Regions from separate parts of the Homo sapiens genome. Here region 1 is linked to region 2. A link is a loop called in an ENCODE intact Hi-C map of the cell type or tissue named here. Cell type or tissue: heart right ventricle. All regions are shown on one strand. Each heading gives the region's core, and the rest is flanking DNA. Links, peaks and the distances in the headings are about the cores only. Region 1 overlaps DUBR (DPPA2 upstream binding RNA). Region 2 overlaps BBX (BBX high mobility group box domain containing).

Region 1 (8,275 bases), core at 1,482-6,481, 280 kb after region 2:
AGTGATGGATAGTGTGAAGAAGACACGTCTGCTCTCAACTGCCTCAGGCAGGAAGGCACACATCACTTTTGCTCACATTACATTGGTGCGAACTTGACATATGTTCCCATCTTACACACAAGAGGGCTGGAAATGTAGCTTACCAGTATCCCCAGGAGAAAACAACAACAACAACAACAACAACAACAACAAAACATTTGATAAGTATCATATAAGCTATAAGCTTCTGCCATAGTTTGCCCTTTTGGTCATCAAATACCAATTTCATGCTTCCTCCCACACATAGAATAAATGAGCCCCTTTCTTAAGTGGAAAACACAAGATCTCATCGAGTCAGTCCCTGCTTCTAGTTCTAGGTCCAAGATGTTCAAGTGATGTGAAATTCTCTCCTTTAGTCCTAGATGTGGCTCCTTATGGTTGTGTAGCCCATGATCTGAAAAGACAGTGATCAGTTTGCTACCCTCCATCCCCAATGCACAGTTAGTAAAACAGGCACAAGACAACCTGTAAATATTCTCATTAAAAAATTGGTAGAATGAAAGACACAGGAAAATCATTAGGCTATGGCAATTCTGAAATTCCACTTAGCCAATATTGTGAGGATTTGTCAGTCTGGAGTAGGAGAAGTCCTTTGATTAGTGCCAATTTCTACTGTCCTTGAGAATTTTTTTTTTTTTTTTTTAGTCTGTTGCTTTCTGTGACCCCTGGCTTTGCCCTCTAGCAGTTTCTTCCAAGTTTATTATTTTCCATGGCCTTCTCTGAACTGGGTATTAAGTGTAAGCCCTCTTTGGGAGTTATACAACTTTCCTAACTTTATTTGTTCATGGAAGTTAAAGGCTCAAGCTTTTTGTAAGTCTTGAAAGTCCGACATTTTAATTTCAGACTTCTGGTACTGGACAATGTATTTCTCAAAAAAATGTAGTAGCTTTCTACTTACTCATTTTCATGTGTTTATCAAACCCAAAGTACCTTCCTAGATATAGTTCTCCAGGGTGCTTTACTTTGCTTCTTCAGCTCACTGTCTCACATACTCAACTTAATGATGGCAACCTTGAAGCTGCCAGGCTAGAGTGGGAACACCAGTCTTAATATCTTTTTGCTGAAAGGCTGAGTCATTCTATCCAAGAGGGTACTAGGCTTCCCTCTAGGCTTCGTGTCTGTTTTTAAATATCATCTTCTATGATTTCAAGTTCAGAAATAGTTGACTTTTCCACCCAGCCAGCCCTTGACTTTCTGTACTCCTCATTCCCTTTAAAGTCTTTCCCCAAACTGGCCAGTCCTTTCCTGAGCTTTTTTCTTGTAATACTTTGCTGCCAGCAGTCAGTAACAACCAACGCATGCTATTCATTCTCCGTTTTCCAACCTCTCCCCGTAAACCTACTTGCTAAGTAGGTATGTAGTACGCCTTCCATTTTATGGCAGATGACAATTTTAATAGATATTATGTCACTGTATGGTATGACTCTGTAGGCATTCTGCCTGTTATCACTGTGTTCTTGCTCTTCATTGCCCACGTGCCAAGCTAGTGACACATATTTCATGTTTTTATTATAGCAATGCTCCATTTTGAAGTACCAATTTCAGTGGCAGGGTTAATAATACTGCTGTAACAAACAACCCCAAAATCTCAATGGCTTATTATAGTATAAATTTATTTTCCACGTAGGCAGAGTCAATTACATATGTTCCTGGTCAGGCAGCTCTCTTCCAAATGGTGACCCAAGGATCTAGACTTTCTATGTAGTATTTCTGCCATCTTCAAAATGTGGCCTCCAAGATTACCCTGTGAGGGGAAAAGAAACTGCCTCATACTGGATGAGACACATAACTTCTGCTTCTGTTCTGTTGGAGAGGCCTGTCATATGGGCCACCTGGATGCATGGCTATTGGACACCATCATTCAGCTGCTGGCCCAGAAATAAGAAACAGGTTTGGGGACTATGTAGTCAGTCTCTGCCACATTATCTCACAATAGGAGGAATGAAGAAAGGAGGCCATGGAAGACATATGCAGTAGAAAAACAAGAAAGGTGTTCTTTATACCTTATAGGCAAGGAAACTGAGGCTCAGAGAAGTTAAGAAAAATACCTATAGCTACCCAGTCACAAAAAGGGCAGAATTAGGCACCAAACATGAGTCTATGTGACTTCCAGTCCCAACACTTAACCATTACATCTCAAAGCTCTTTTGGTAGTTTTCAGCTATTAAGTACTATTTACGTCTTTATCTATGGTTAACAGAAGCTAAGATTTAAGTGATTTGGGTTATTACTTCTCATTTTACCTGAATTTTAATACTTGCACCTATTTTTTGGAAGCCATGGCTGGCTAAGCATAAATATGGAAATGATTTATATATACTTGTCTTCCAATAATTTAGATTCGATGTCAAATTTCTTCTTGTGAAAATTCATTACCTTAATTCTTCACAGACAGAAAATAGCCTCTCCTTTTCCCCATGTATCCACTTACTTTATTTTTCATTTTTGTTCTGATTTGAAACCACAGAGTTAGGAATGGACAATTATTATAGGATTATTATATCTGTTATAGGAGATTCTATCATTTTTCCTTGGTTAAGCATAAACATATAACCTGGTTGTGGCTCAGATTCCTTAGTTTTGAGGGGGAGTAGAATATAAACCTGGAAGGTATCTCTCCTCATGCCCATCATTCTCTTCTACGTAAATTATCTTGAGACTCATAAAAGGAAAATAAAATTCTGAAATTAAATTCTTCATTGCCTTTGTTGGCTGATTTTATCAACTGTCTATTGAATGAGTGGTTTAGTAGAACTCCTTAAAAACATACAATATACTGACCAATCTATTTGGCTATTTTCCACATGTTTTCAGAAGTCAAGACACAAAATCTAACTTGTTTGTTTTTGCCAAACAATGAACAGCATTATGTGGATCTTAGACTTTGAAAAAAAAATATGACACATATTATGTAGCCTGAGTACTAGTGCTGTGTCCTGCTTTTTGAAGTTACTTTCTGGCAAGGGTGATTTTATCCAACATCAGTTACCAATCAAAGTTGAAAAATATTAAAGATTGGTTGGTGGCCTTTTTTCCCACTTACATTTCTGTCTGCCTTCTTCACAGTTCAGTCAGTTCACAACTGAGCTGTGTGTTTAAAGCAAACTGGATGAAAAAAGTAAAAGGAAAGGTCTAAATCATTCCTTCCCATAATGCAAATGCCATTCTTGTTTTGATTCTGCTATTCTCCATGCTATATTTAGAAAACAAGGCCTAATTTTTTTACTTGGCTCTGGACCTGCAGATCTTCTTGCAGAAATGACACTGAATCGTTCTCTACCTGTCCTTTCTGGCAATGTGTTTTGGTTAATTGGTACTTTGCCCTTACTCTTTCCAAGCACAAAAACTCTGATGCTTGTCCTTTGAGGAAGCACAGAAACGAGAGAAGCATAAATCCCCATTTGTCTCAAATGACAAGTCAGACATTTAGCCGCTGAGCAAGAAACATGCTCTCTGTGTTCCTCGGAAAGCAGCAGCTCAGAGCGCTTGATATTCTCTGAGACAGGAAGCTTGGAGATTCCTTATCAATAGTATGTAAATAGAGTAAGAGAACAGGCTGTAGACTTAACTGGAATTCAGACAGGTCTGGGCGTGCCTGGTGTACTGGTAAGGCCATCTCCTCAAAAGAGTTTTCCTGAAGGACTGAGATTTCCGAGAAAATATTTGTCCTAAGAGAGGATGAGTCTGACTCTGTGATAAAGCGTTAGTTGTCTGCGTGATTGTGCGATTCTGTATATAGCATCAACATTTGTATTTTCATTTGACTTGTAGCAAAGACCCTATTATGTTTTGGTTGAAATACTATGGAGAGCAATGGGTCTATACATAAATCCCCAAAGATCTGATCTTCGAAAAATTCTTACATATAAATGCACAAACATTGCTTTTTACTGCACCTCTCCAAAATAGTGGGAAGCAGAGATGAAAGAGGATCTTCACACAGTAACTGGGAGGCAGGATTCTAAAGATGCATCCATACCCAAGATTTCTGACCTCTGCTTATTCATTCGAATACAAATCCAAGTACTTCTTTGAAGGAATTTTGCAGATGTAATTAAAGATGCATCCATACCCAAGATTTCTGACCTCTGCTTATTCATTCGAATACAAATCCAAGTACTTCTTTGAAGGGATTTTGCAGATGTAATTAAAGTCTCAAGTGAATTAATTGACCTTAAAGTATGGGGATAATCAAGGTGGGCCTGATCTAATCAGATGACCCCTTTTAAGGCAGAGTGTTTTCTGTAGGATCAGAAGAGGAAGTCAGAGATTTAAAACATGACAGGGAGTTGACGCACGGTTGCTGGCTTGAAGATTAGGGAGGGGCGGGTTGTGCCACAGAATGCAGGTGGTCTTAAAGAGCTGAGAGTGGCTCCTGGCTATAGCCAGCAGAGAAACATGGACCTCAGTCCATATTTGGCCAACAACTTGAATGAGTTTGGAAGCAGATTTCCTTCCTAGGGCCTCCATATTCAAAAGCTCAGCCAAGTGAACATCTCATTTCAGCCTTGAGAGACCCTAAGCAGAGAACTCAGTTGAGCTATGCCGGAATTCTGAGCTCCAGAAGTGTGAGATAATTTGTGTTATTTTAAGTCACCATGTTTGTGGTAGTTTTCTATACGGCAATAGAAAGTTAATGCAGTAACACGATGTGGTGAGGCTTTGTATTTTGTGGGACTCAGGCCTCAGCTGTGGTGGGAGGCCCCCAGCATCCCAGAGACGTCATGATATGCAGTGTTTACCCAGTGGTAAAAGATGACGAACGGTAAGAACAGACTAGATGAGTGCTTGTGAAACCTCCCCTGGAATTCCTAGAAATTCTCCTGGGTGGGGAAAAAGAACACTGAAATTCTTCTGGGTCGGGGAAAAGAACACTGAAATTTGCATTATTACAGTCAATATGAGTGACTAGAACCTACGGGCTGATGAATTCCAAGGAAATTGACTGCACACATTTCCATAAAGTCCAGATTAGTTTGATCTCCTAGGATATGCTTCATTTACCAAAAGGAACACGGGGTTTTCTTTTTCTTTTTTTTTTTTTTTTTTGGTTTTGGTTTTGTTTTCTGATTTACTCCTCCCACTCCTAAATTCCCTTGCCTTATTCACAGACCCTGACCTCTTTTGCTAGATGCCAAGGGAAGGATTTAGTTAGTATGTCCTTGGATGATTGTGACAGTAGAAAATATCTTTTTCTTTGTTAAATCTTTGCTACTGAGACAAAATAGCAACTTATTCTTGAGAGATAGAGGACCTCTTTCAGTATACTTAGGTGCCTTTCACAAACTTCCTATTAAAAATAATGAGCAAACATTTTGTATTGGATTATTAAGAAAGGAAACTCGGTGAAAATTTAGAAGAGTGTAGGATTTTCCTCTTCTAAGCCAGCATACAGATTAGTAGAGATGAATGTGCTATAACTGTACTGTAATTTTATAAAAATATTGTTGGGAAACAATTTTCCACAGATCTTTTGCATTTCTGTACATCTTCAGAGCAGATACATGGACAGCTTTTATTCTGAAATGTCTTCTTAAGTGTGTTTGCATGGCAAACAGTTTTGGAAGGTAAAGATAATGTCTCCCTCCAAAGCAAAGGACAGATTTGCTTTCTATTTAGAATAATAAAGATAATGTCTCTTTCCAGGGCAAAGGATGGACAAGTTACTGGCAGTCCCTTTAAAGGTCTGCTATCTCCTAAGCTCAGGGAATCTCAGCTCTTATATAAGTCTTGTGTGTACAGGATGACAAACTTGTCAGAATTTGCCTGAGACTTTCCTGTTTACAGTAAAGTAAATCTTGAATATTAGGAAACCCCTTGGTCTTAGGTAAATGAGGGAGGTGGTCACCCTAGTGAGCTGCATCCATCTGAGATGCACCATATCACTCCCATGAGATTTGGAAGACATGGAAACCAATGAAAAACTTGAAGCTCATGCTGCTTGCTGTGTTGTAAGAAATAAATTTCTTTAGCTCTGACCCAGGAGTCTTGAGCCTTCTTCCAGCATCTTAAAATTGTAATAGGCTAACTTCTTAGCAAGTAGAAAAAAATCTCAGACAGACCCTTCACAGTTCTTTAAAAACGTAAGTCTAGTAGTTGCTGGAATTATAATTGGAAAAAAAAAAAGGTTAGAGAAATGGAGTAAGACCACAAGCTTCCTCTAAAGTTTTCCAAAAATCTGTTGTATGAAATGGATAATTCAAAAGCATATCAACTTACAAAAGTGATTTGTAAGAACCTGTACTATTTTTGTGACTTCCATTGCATTTTTTCCTCTTATTAATAGATTATTTAGAAGTATATTGCTAATTTCCAAACATTTAGGAATTTTCTAGTATCTTTATGTCCCCATCCTTTAGTCTAATCCCACTCTGGTCAAAGAACATACTCTATAAGAATATACTCAATTCTTTGAAATTTGTTGAGATTTGCTTTAGTTTATTTTGGTAAATGTCTAAGTGCGCTTGGAAAAAATGTGCACTTTGCAGTTGTTGGCTATAGTGTTGTCTATATGTCAATTACGTTAAGGTGGTTGATTATATTGTTCAAATTTTCTATTTTCTTACAGATTTTTTGAATTTTGTGTCTGCTTGTTCTGTCAGTGATTGTAACATTTCCAAATATGATTGTGGATTTGTCACTGTTGTCTTTATATACTGTATTAGGTGATACAAATTTAGGAATGTTTTATTTTCCTATTTATCATTTTGACTATTTCCAGTAATACTTATTGACATGATTTGGCTGTGTCCCCACCCAAAATCTCATCTTGAAATGTAATCTGAATTATAATCCCCATGTGTTGGGGGAGGGACCTTGTGGGAGGTGATTAGATCATGGGGGTGGTTCTCCCATGTTGTACTCATGATAACAAGTGAGTTCTCATGAGATCTGATTGTTTTATAAGGGGCTTTTCCCTGCTTCTCTCTGTAGCTACCGTGTGAAAAAGGACATGTTTGCTTCCCCTTCTGCCATAATTGTAAGTTTCCTGAGGCCTCCCCAGCCATGCAGAACTGTGAGTCAATTAAACCTCTTTCCTTTATAATTACCCAGTCTTGGGCAGTTCTTTATAGCAGCCTGAGATCGGACTAATACACTTATCTTAAAGTCTACGTTACTTGGTATTAATAAAATTATACTAGCATCCTCCTGTTTAGTTTCTGCATGGTATATATATTTTCCATACCATTCCATGGTGTATATTTTTACTTTCAAGTTTTCTGTGCCCTTGTATTTAAAGTGTGTCTCTTGTAAACAGCATACTGTGGAATTTTGTTTTTGAGACAGGGTCTCACTTCGTCACCCAGGCTGGAGTGCAGTGGCATGAACACAGCTCACTGCAGCCTTGACCTCCTGGGTGCAAGTGATCCTCCCACCTCAGCCCCAGCAAGAAGCTGGGACTACAAGTGCATGCCACCATGTCCAGCTAATTTTTATATATTTTTTGTAGAGATGAGGTTTTGCCATGTTGCCCAGGCTGGTGATTGTTCGTTTTTTTTTTTTTTTTAATTTAGTATGACAGTCTCTGTCTTTTAATTGAAGTCTTTGGTCCATTTGTATCTCATATAACTACTAATATAGTTGGATTTAAGTCTACCAACTTGCTATTTGTTTTCTGTATGTCCTATCTGTCCTTGATATTTTACTTTTCCTTTCTTGAATTATTTTGGATTAATCAGTGTCATTTATTATTCCATATTCCCTCTATCAGTTTTTTAGTTACATATTTAAGAAAATTCTTTTAGTGCTTTCCATATAATTATAATATATTCATCCATATCTTATTGCAGTCTTAAATTAGTAACTTCACCAGTTACTGTCAAATATAAAAATGCTCAACAGTTTAACTCCATTTACCCACCTGTCACTATTTGTGCTAGCGTTGGTAACATGAGTTGAGGAATTTGAATGAAGATTTTTGTATCCTTCTCTCAATCTGTTTACTATCTGAAATTTTGAGACTCAATTCCAAGCCATATTGGCCGCTCTGAACTCAGACCTCTTTCCTCTCAGTCCAATAAGACTGTCACTTTTGGTTTGAGCTATATTTCCCTTAGTCATTATTTGAAAAATGCTCTCAGAAAAAAGTCATAGCATGAATACAGACCTCACCATATGTGCTTTCCTTCTTTCAGGGACTGAGAAAGTCCAGCCTGTACTGTTTGTTTGCCAATGCCTTCAAACAGTTGATTTGTATGTCAACCAGCTTTTATAGTTGTTTTTGGCAGAAGGGTTA
Region 2 (8,275 bases), core at 2,217-7,216:
CTCTCCCAGATGTTTTCTGCATCTGTTTTTCTCATTCATAAATTATCAGACCACATAGTATGCTTATAAATAGACAAATGGAACACACACATAAACACAGATACGCTAAACACGTCTAACGAAAAAGGCAAAAGTGTTTTTAGCAAGAGTATAAATTTATGACTAGTAAGTAGCTTTATATAGGTAGTATCTTTTTAATTTTCAAAATGACTTCAAAAGGTAACTATTATTTTCCTCGTTTATGGATGAGGAAACTAGAATCCAAGAGGTTAAGTGCCTTGTTCATACTGACACAGTTAAGAAGTGGTACAAATGACATTCAAACAGGAGTTGTCTGACACACAATCATACGTCCAAACCTCGATGCCTCCCAGGTAAGTATTTAAAACACCAACTTAATTAGGCTCTGAGAGTGTGGCTGAGCCCAGAATTGCATTTTATATCATGAGAAAGAAGCCATAAAAATGACAAAGACAAGCAACCATTCCAGGAATCAGCAATTAGAATCTAGGTGTCAGAGTCCCTAGATATGTGATGAAAGTAGAAAAGGAGTTGGCTTTGGCCCTCCTGTGTGATTCCACCTAAGTTACTCAACCTCTCAAAGTCTCAGTCTCAAAATTTGTCAAATAACAGAGAAATGAAGAATAAGATCAATAGAAGGGAAAGAAGAAGGGGAGGGGAAGGAAGGAGAGCAGAGTGAGGTGGGGGAGTGGAGGAAACAAGAAATTGGGGGTTGGATAAATTACATCTACCAGTAATATTTGTTATGATCTTCAAAGTGAGATATCTGAAAGTACACAGAAGAGTGCCGGGTACACCACAGGCAGTAAGTACATATTATATTTAATATCATATTTTATTCATTTATTGAAGGGTAGAACAAATATAAAACGAAAAGAAAACCAACTGGGATAGGTTTCATGGGAATCTGTGAGAGATCTGATCAGATCTTAAAGTCGTATGTCAAAAAAGCTTGCAAAATTCAAAATTCAGCCTTACATTTCATTCATTCATGAATGCTCATTTACTTAGTAGGTATTGAACTAGGTACTGTGAAGTCATGGAGGGCACAATCATCACTTACACAAATAAGATGAAGTTCAATGATTTCATTGACTGAGCAGATACTTACTGAATGGTCACCAATACCATTAGCTTATTAAAGATACTGTTTTAGAGCCATTATCAGTTCTTTCAAATTTTTCTTTCAGTTCTGCAGTATAATTACAATTTATGCCATCATCCCGACTACAGCTGAGATTCAAAGCTATAAATATTCACAAACAAAAAAAATTGAGGATGTTTGAGCTTTATTTCATGTTGTCTAGGGAAATACTTCTCTTATACTACCTCATTATAAAACAACTTGTTTAGATAACTGTTACTTGAATAGCTCTTATACATTTGTAAAGCAAGGAAATAAGCATTGATTAATCTTTCAAACTATCTTGAACATTATAAAGTTTACCTAAAATATTCATGCCCACAAGTCAGAATAAATAAACTAACAGAACAGTTATGTTAATATACTATAACAGAAACTGGTTGAGTAAGAAGTTACTCAGCAAATCAATATAATTGCTTCTCCTTCTGAAAATACAGCAGTAGTAGAGAGGATAAAGGAACCATATATTACTTTCAGATACAGTAACTATATTACATTTATAAAGAAATAAGATAGTTTTTCAGGTCCCAAATCATGATCAAATATCTAATTCACACACTTTAAATCAAAAAGGCATTTAACAGAAATTTTCTTCTTGGATTAACATGGATTTTTATAACAGTAAAATGTAACTTTTTAAATTATTTAACTCAGAAGTCCCAACCCTTTCAATAAACAACAAAGAAAGTAATAAAAATTCACGACAGGCTACATGTTTCTGATACAAGTTTCTTACAGAAATTATCTGTCTCATGTAAGATAAGATGATGTAGCCCTAAAAAGATTTGTCACTAAAAGCACATAATAACAACTGATTTAATCATATGGTTCTGTGTATCATGGAATCTAAAAAATCTGGGTTTTATGTCACAAAAAGTAAGTAAATAACTAGTGTTCTGACAATGGGCTATAAAAACTATGGTCCTTAAGTTGCCCAAACTAAAATTTCCTAGATTTATGACAGTAGTAAAGGTAAAACAAAATTGCAAATAATTTATAGGCAGGAATGACTAGAGAAGACGTAACATCTTGGCACAGTCTTAGGAGTTAAGGAATGAAAATATGGATGGTCAGTAGCTCCCAGGTCTTAGATCTTCAGAAGGCACAGAAGAGTGTGCTGATTCAAACAAACTAACGTTATCTAATGAGTCCGAGCTAGGAAGCTGCATGAAAGCTTGGGACAGGTTGTGTATTACAGTGCAGTCAAACTGTTCAGTAGCCAGTGGGTTAAGCATGACCTTGAGGTTTCATGTGTAATACTCCTGCTAGAAACAATTAGCACCTTTGAGCTACGATAAACAAGCACTCTACTTTTTACAAACCAGCAACATTTTAGTGCCCTTTCTACCAAACTGTGAGGAGGATTAGTAAGAGAGCACCATTTCAAAAATCTTTGTTTGAAACCCTGTGTTTTACAACCATGTCACTGAGCCAAATGAAAGCCCCAGCATGACTGTGGTTTTATCCACTTAATGCATCATCACTACCTACTGAGCAAGACCCAAACTGGACCAGGGGAGCACCACAAACTACCCAAGACACAGACAGGGTAATGGATTTCCTACTGAATATCCCACCAATTGCCATTCCCTAAAGAGGAGCAAGAAAGGTCATTATTGCTCTTGTTAAGAAAATAACTCCATGGATAGCACAAAGATAAAGAAGGCATTACCATTTTTCCAAACATAAGGAATTAACCCTGTACAGTCTTCAGTGGCCCAAACCACCACCCTAGCAGTCATACAAGCACATTCTGAAAACTTCGGTTTCCAGCAAAACATAAGGTACTGATCTGCTATCACTACTCTCCTACAAAAATTAAAAGCTTTTATTTCCATTTAGCTACCACTTAAGATTTATAAAAGCTTCATTTTTTCTTTCATTCTCTTAACTTGAGTCCTCACAGAGCCCACTTTCCTCATCACAGATTGCCAATTTTTGGTACGTTAAAAATCCCATCAAGTTGCACTTATATTATGTGACAATTAGCTTTTAATGATGGATAAAGGGGATAGATGCTTAAAGTCATTTTGCATTCTATTACTGTACCCATCTAATAAAGAAAAGCTTTTTAATAAAGGTCAGAAAATTTTCTTCTTTAATCAAACTCTAAAAGACACACTAACTTGGAAAATACATTAAATTGGTTGGGCCAAGAGATATGTAACAGAATGTAAAGACTTTTGTCAATAAACCGCAGAGGTAAAGAAACGTCTCTATAATGTATTCTCTTAATTTCTATTACTTTTTAAAAAATTTTTTTTTTTTTGAGACGGAGTCTCGCTCTGTTGCCCAGGCTCGAGTACAATGGCGGATCTCGGCTCATTGCAAGCTCCACCTCCCGGGTTCATGCCATTCTCCTGCCTCAGCCTCCTGAGTAGCTGGGACTACAGGTGCCCGCCACCATGTCCGGCTACTTTTTTTCTTTTTTTTTTTTTTTTTTAGTAGAGACAGGGTTTCACTGTGTTAGCCAGGATGGTCTCCATCTCCTGACCTCGTGATCCGCCCGCCTTGGCCGCCCAAAGTGCTGGGACTACAGACGTGAGCCACCATGCCCAGTCAAATTTTTTATTTCTTATAGAGATGGGGTTTCGCTATGTTGGCCAGGCTGGTCTTGAACTCCTGGCCTCAAGTGATCTGCCCGCCTTGGCCTTCCCAAAGTGCTGGGATTATAGGTGTGAGCCACTGTGCCAGGCTTCTATTATATTTATAACTTTTAAAGTAACGATTTTACAAATAACTAGCATTTTACATTCAATAAATATATAATATGTACAGGTTTCCAGATGTGATGTTTTAACATCTCATGTCTAAAGACATGATTTCCTAGGATATAACTGCCTGCAGGGTCTCTGTATACATCTGTGGAAGTCATGCTATGTTCTAGAACCCTAAGAGATGCCATTCACATCAGCAAGCACAGATCTGTATCTCTGTGACGACATTTCAAAATGCAGTAAAGTGTTGTGTTCTAACAAAATCAATCTATTATGACAATTTTCCAACACTTAGAAATAAAGTATCACAAAAAGAGGTAACTTTTTTCTCATTTACACAAAGGAGCAGAATAGAGTCGCAGCTGCCCAGATTACCTGGCTAGTATTTTCTGGAAGTTCAGGGCTGAATGATGGTCATTTCCCAGGTGAACTCCCAGGAGCAGAACTCTGATAAGGCATATGAAGTTTCCTCCCTGAACTGCAGGACAAAAGATATTTTCTCCCAAATAAAACTTACAAATATACTAACCTTAAAAATATTATTTGGAATTTTAACTTACTAATGTTTAGCCTGCATACATGTAAATGGATTCAGTCCGAGTGACAAGGTATGTGGTCGCAATATTTCACTACAGTAGTTTCTTAATACAGCCACCATGAGGCGTCGCAGTACACAAATCAGTTAAATGACCCTTTCACAACTAAATCTGTTATGGCTTTACAAACTTCTTTTCTCCTCATCAACAGCTATGAGCAATTTATGCTTTCATGGACAGAACAAAATCTAACAGCTTTGAAATGGCTTTTAAAGACTCTTTTGCTTAAGATTAGGATGAGCTGTTGTGAAGCTGGAATGGTTTTTCCTAAAATCAGACTGTAATAAACTTAGGGCATTTGATAAACTGGTATGCCATTTAACAATGTGTTATTGTTTTGCAAATTCTTGCTCTGTTTTCACAGGACACAGGGAACTAAACTGAAGCCACGTACAGTTTATTATCCGTTAACTACTAAAATCATGTTGTGCCACTAAATAAAGTAGAACTAGTAACATAACTTCAAAGTTGACATGCATAATGTATTACCTATAGTTTCATTCTAACAATACATAACATTTTGGTTTAATTTTTTAACCATTTATAAACAATAAAAACAAATTGTTCACCTATTCCTGCTGTAAAGATGGTGTCGTGAATTGGCTAAAAATGTGTTTTACATCATTTTGGAGCTAAACAGATTTCTACAGCAAAACACCAAACCAGAAGTCTTATATCTCAGTTCCACCTCTGCCACTCAAATGGCCTGGGTCCTAGTTTCTTAATCTAGGCCTTCCTTTCTTCAAATTTATAATGATAGATTATAATGCTCCAAGATCATCTGTAGAATCCCTTTTAAAGCTAAAATATAATTCTCTTTGGATTTAAGTTATCTGAATCCAAACCTATTTTCTTTTTTATATTGTGACATGATGTTCATTTTTTTAATCACAGATATTTCATCTCAATATAACACTAACTTTTTTTAACTTTAGAAGTTTACCATATGTTTAGAATGAGTCAAGAAATAAGCTACTGAGGAGCAACTGTGTGTATGACAACAGGCTTAACAATGCAGAAACACAAATAGAGAAAAAGCTCTTTTACCCTGGGCTGGAAAGCCATGCCTTATTGCCATAGGCATAAGAAATTCAGTGGGAGCCTAGACTGGTCCATGCATTGTGGAGTGGTATGAATGCCACGTGGGAAGCCTAGGAGGCACGATAGGGGAGTGAGTGATTATAAATATGGCCTCCAGTAGACAGAATGAACTGGGATGGAATGCCAGCAACACCATTTACCAGAAGAATGACCTTGGGCAAGTTGCTGAGCCTCTGAAACTCAGTACCTCATTCAAAGTGGAGATAATAGTTCCTACTTCACAGGTTGTTGCATGGTATAAAAGAGGGTGGAAACACTAAATTCATGGTTTACATCACTGCTTAAAAACAGGGTGAAGAGGAACTCTGCTGAACTGTCTTTAGGACTTTTGTTTTCATATTCCACTTTACATGAAAAGCCAAACTAAAGAAAGTTCATAGTTTCTAACCACTTCCATCTCTATATGCTCTCTTCAATAAACATATGCTGTTCTTTCAAATTACAATTCTTCAACAAACCTCTTCTGTAGCCATTAATATTACACTATGTTCCAAAGTTAGTATACTCAAATACAAATTATGAAAACTGAGTTGAAGTAATGACAATCTATAGAAATAAACATTCTAAAATAAACCGCTTTTGTGTCAAATCTTAAATCTTTTAAATAAATAGAAGTTCTGGAGTTCTAATGTAATCAATCTTCTATCATTCTCCCACAGTATAATAATGACTAGACCTTTTTACTCTTGGGGAACTTAAAGATAAAGTCCTAACAAATAAAACCTTTCTATTATATAAAATATTAATTGAATAATTGATCCTGAAATAACTTGTAGATAGAAATATCTTCTCTTTCATAGTTGGCAGAGGTTCTCTTACTGGCTTCTGGAACCTCCTTTACTACGGAGTGCCAAACTAAAAAGCATTTTAAGTTTAAAAAGAAAAACTATCCAGTCGTGGTGACAAACACCTGTAGCCCAACTGCTTGGGAGGCTGAGGCAGAAGGATCACTTGAGCCCAGGAGTTTGAGGCTGTGGTGAGCTATAATCACACCGATGCACTCTAGCCTGGGTAACAGAGCCAGACTCCATCTCTTAAAAAAAAAAAAAATTATAGAATTTGCTTATACTTCTTTAAAAACATCAGTTAATATCAAGTTACAATATGAACATGTTACAGAAATAGGAGTAGCTCAGGTATCTGAATATCAAATCATATTCTCTAATTAATTTTCATTGTAACTTCAGAAATATGTCTCATGGGGGGGGGATTAACATAATCTAAATATAATCCAAATCTCACTTACAAATCCCAACATACACCTAAAAGTTCATTGTTTGTCAGTATGTGGTCACTATACATTTAATTTGCCATCACAAGTTGTGAAAAAAGTTAAGTCAAATGGACAGTCTTTCTACATAATTTTAGTACACTTATTTAAATGCACAAATAAATTTAAGTACACCCAAAATTTAAGGCCCTACATGGGCCTTAACTGATATTTTGTAGCTCACAGGGCATGAACAAAATTAGCACCGGATTTTCTTCACCACTGCTACTCCAAATATTTATAATAACTTATCAGGTTGAAATTAAGTACAAGAAAAAAAAATTTTAGCTCAAAAAGATAAATTTTGCACTGCTCTCTAGACAAATGGCCAGAATATATGAGTGCTGGTCGCAGGGGAGCCACTGCAAACTCAATATCCTAGGTCAAGACACTTAACAACTTTGAGCCTGTTCCTTCATCTGTAAAATGGGAATAAGGACACCTACCTAAGAGCATGGTTATACAGAGCAAACAAAGCAACGTCAGTGAAATCACAATGTAAAGTCTAAGTTGCAATAACAAGTATAAGAGAGCCAACGAGGCATGCTTTCATGTGGCCAGCCACTAAAGGAGAAAGATGCTTCTCAGGGAGGAAATGTTTGTTCTCCCCAACTCTGATGATGCTCAAGTATATGCATGACAGATTTATTTTATGACCATAAAATAAGAATTTTTAACCATCATTTTAAAAAGGAAGTCTCAGTAAAAAAAAATTCCAAAAAGAGGAGTGAATACATAAACTACCTTGTTTTATGTATTTATAAATAAATTCAGTACTAATTGTAATAGTATAGGTTGGGGTGATCCAGGACATATCCCAACTTTAGTGATGAGGGAAGAAGGAACAGGATAGCAGCATATATGAAATAATTCAATCATAAACTCCACATTCTTGATGGGTAATATGTTAATAAAAGTATGTTAATAGCAACCTTTAAATAAATATACACATAATGTGATTTGGCAGTTTTGGTCACTAGAGTACCTCTATACAGGCAACACTGCCAGGGCTTAAAATCATTATCTACATATGACATAATTCCAGAATCACTGGCTTTGCTTCATTCGAAGCAGGATTCATTTACAGGCCTCTGATCTTGATGCTGATCCACTCCAGCAGGCTCAGGGCCTCCTACACCCAGTACATAGTATTAATATAAAACGGAGTAATTCGATTCAACAAAAAATTTATTAGACACCTACCATACTGCATCCTAGGACTCGGGAAACAAAGATAAGATCCAGATCTTACTGCTTAAGATGGTCACAATTTTTGCTTTAAGATATGAGGTTACCAAAGCCATTCCTCAGAAATGTTCTTGCTAACACTTTGACCCCCATGGGCTGCATCTTTCTGCCTACCCATAGTTGGCCTATCTCTATATGCTGTACTGCTTCAGGGGAGCTTCTAGAACTTAACTTTTCA

Evidence for each region. Peaks named below come from ENCODE experiments on the same cell type or tissue, not always from the same donor. Only the 100,000 strongest peaks of a DNase experiment are listed, where the experiment ranks them.
Region 1: a loop joins it to region 2, with 2.9 times the contacts of the local background. A loop is called at or near these places in 24 of 110 quality-filtered maps.

What each region holds. Positions count from the first base shown.
Region 1 is chr3:107,260,328-107,268,602 of GRCh38, reverse strand. All of the region lies in intron 1 of DUBR (DPPA2 upstream binding RNA), which reads right to left. Among named protein-coding and RNA genes, the nearest start is that of DUBR, 24 kb to the right of the region's middle. In heart right ventricle, for the core only: no CTCF peak of the experiment used is centred there; no DNase peak of the experiment used is centred there; H3K4me3 peaks cover 1,111 bases; H3K27ac peaks cover 3,187 bases.
Region 2 is chr3:107,540,175-107,548,449 of GRCh38, reverse strand. The region is part of intron 2 of BBX (BBX high mobility group box domain containing); the gene reads right to left. Among named protein-coding and RNA genes, the nearest start is that of BBX, 21 kb to the right of the region's middle. In heart right ventricle, for the core only: a CTCF peak has its summit at 4,552; no DNase peak of the experiment used is centred there.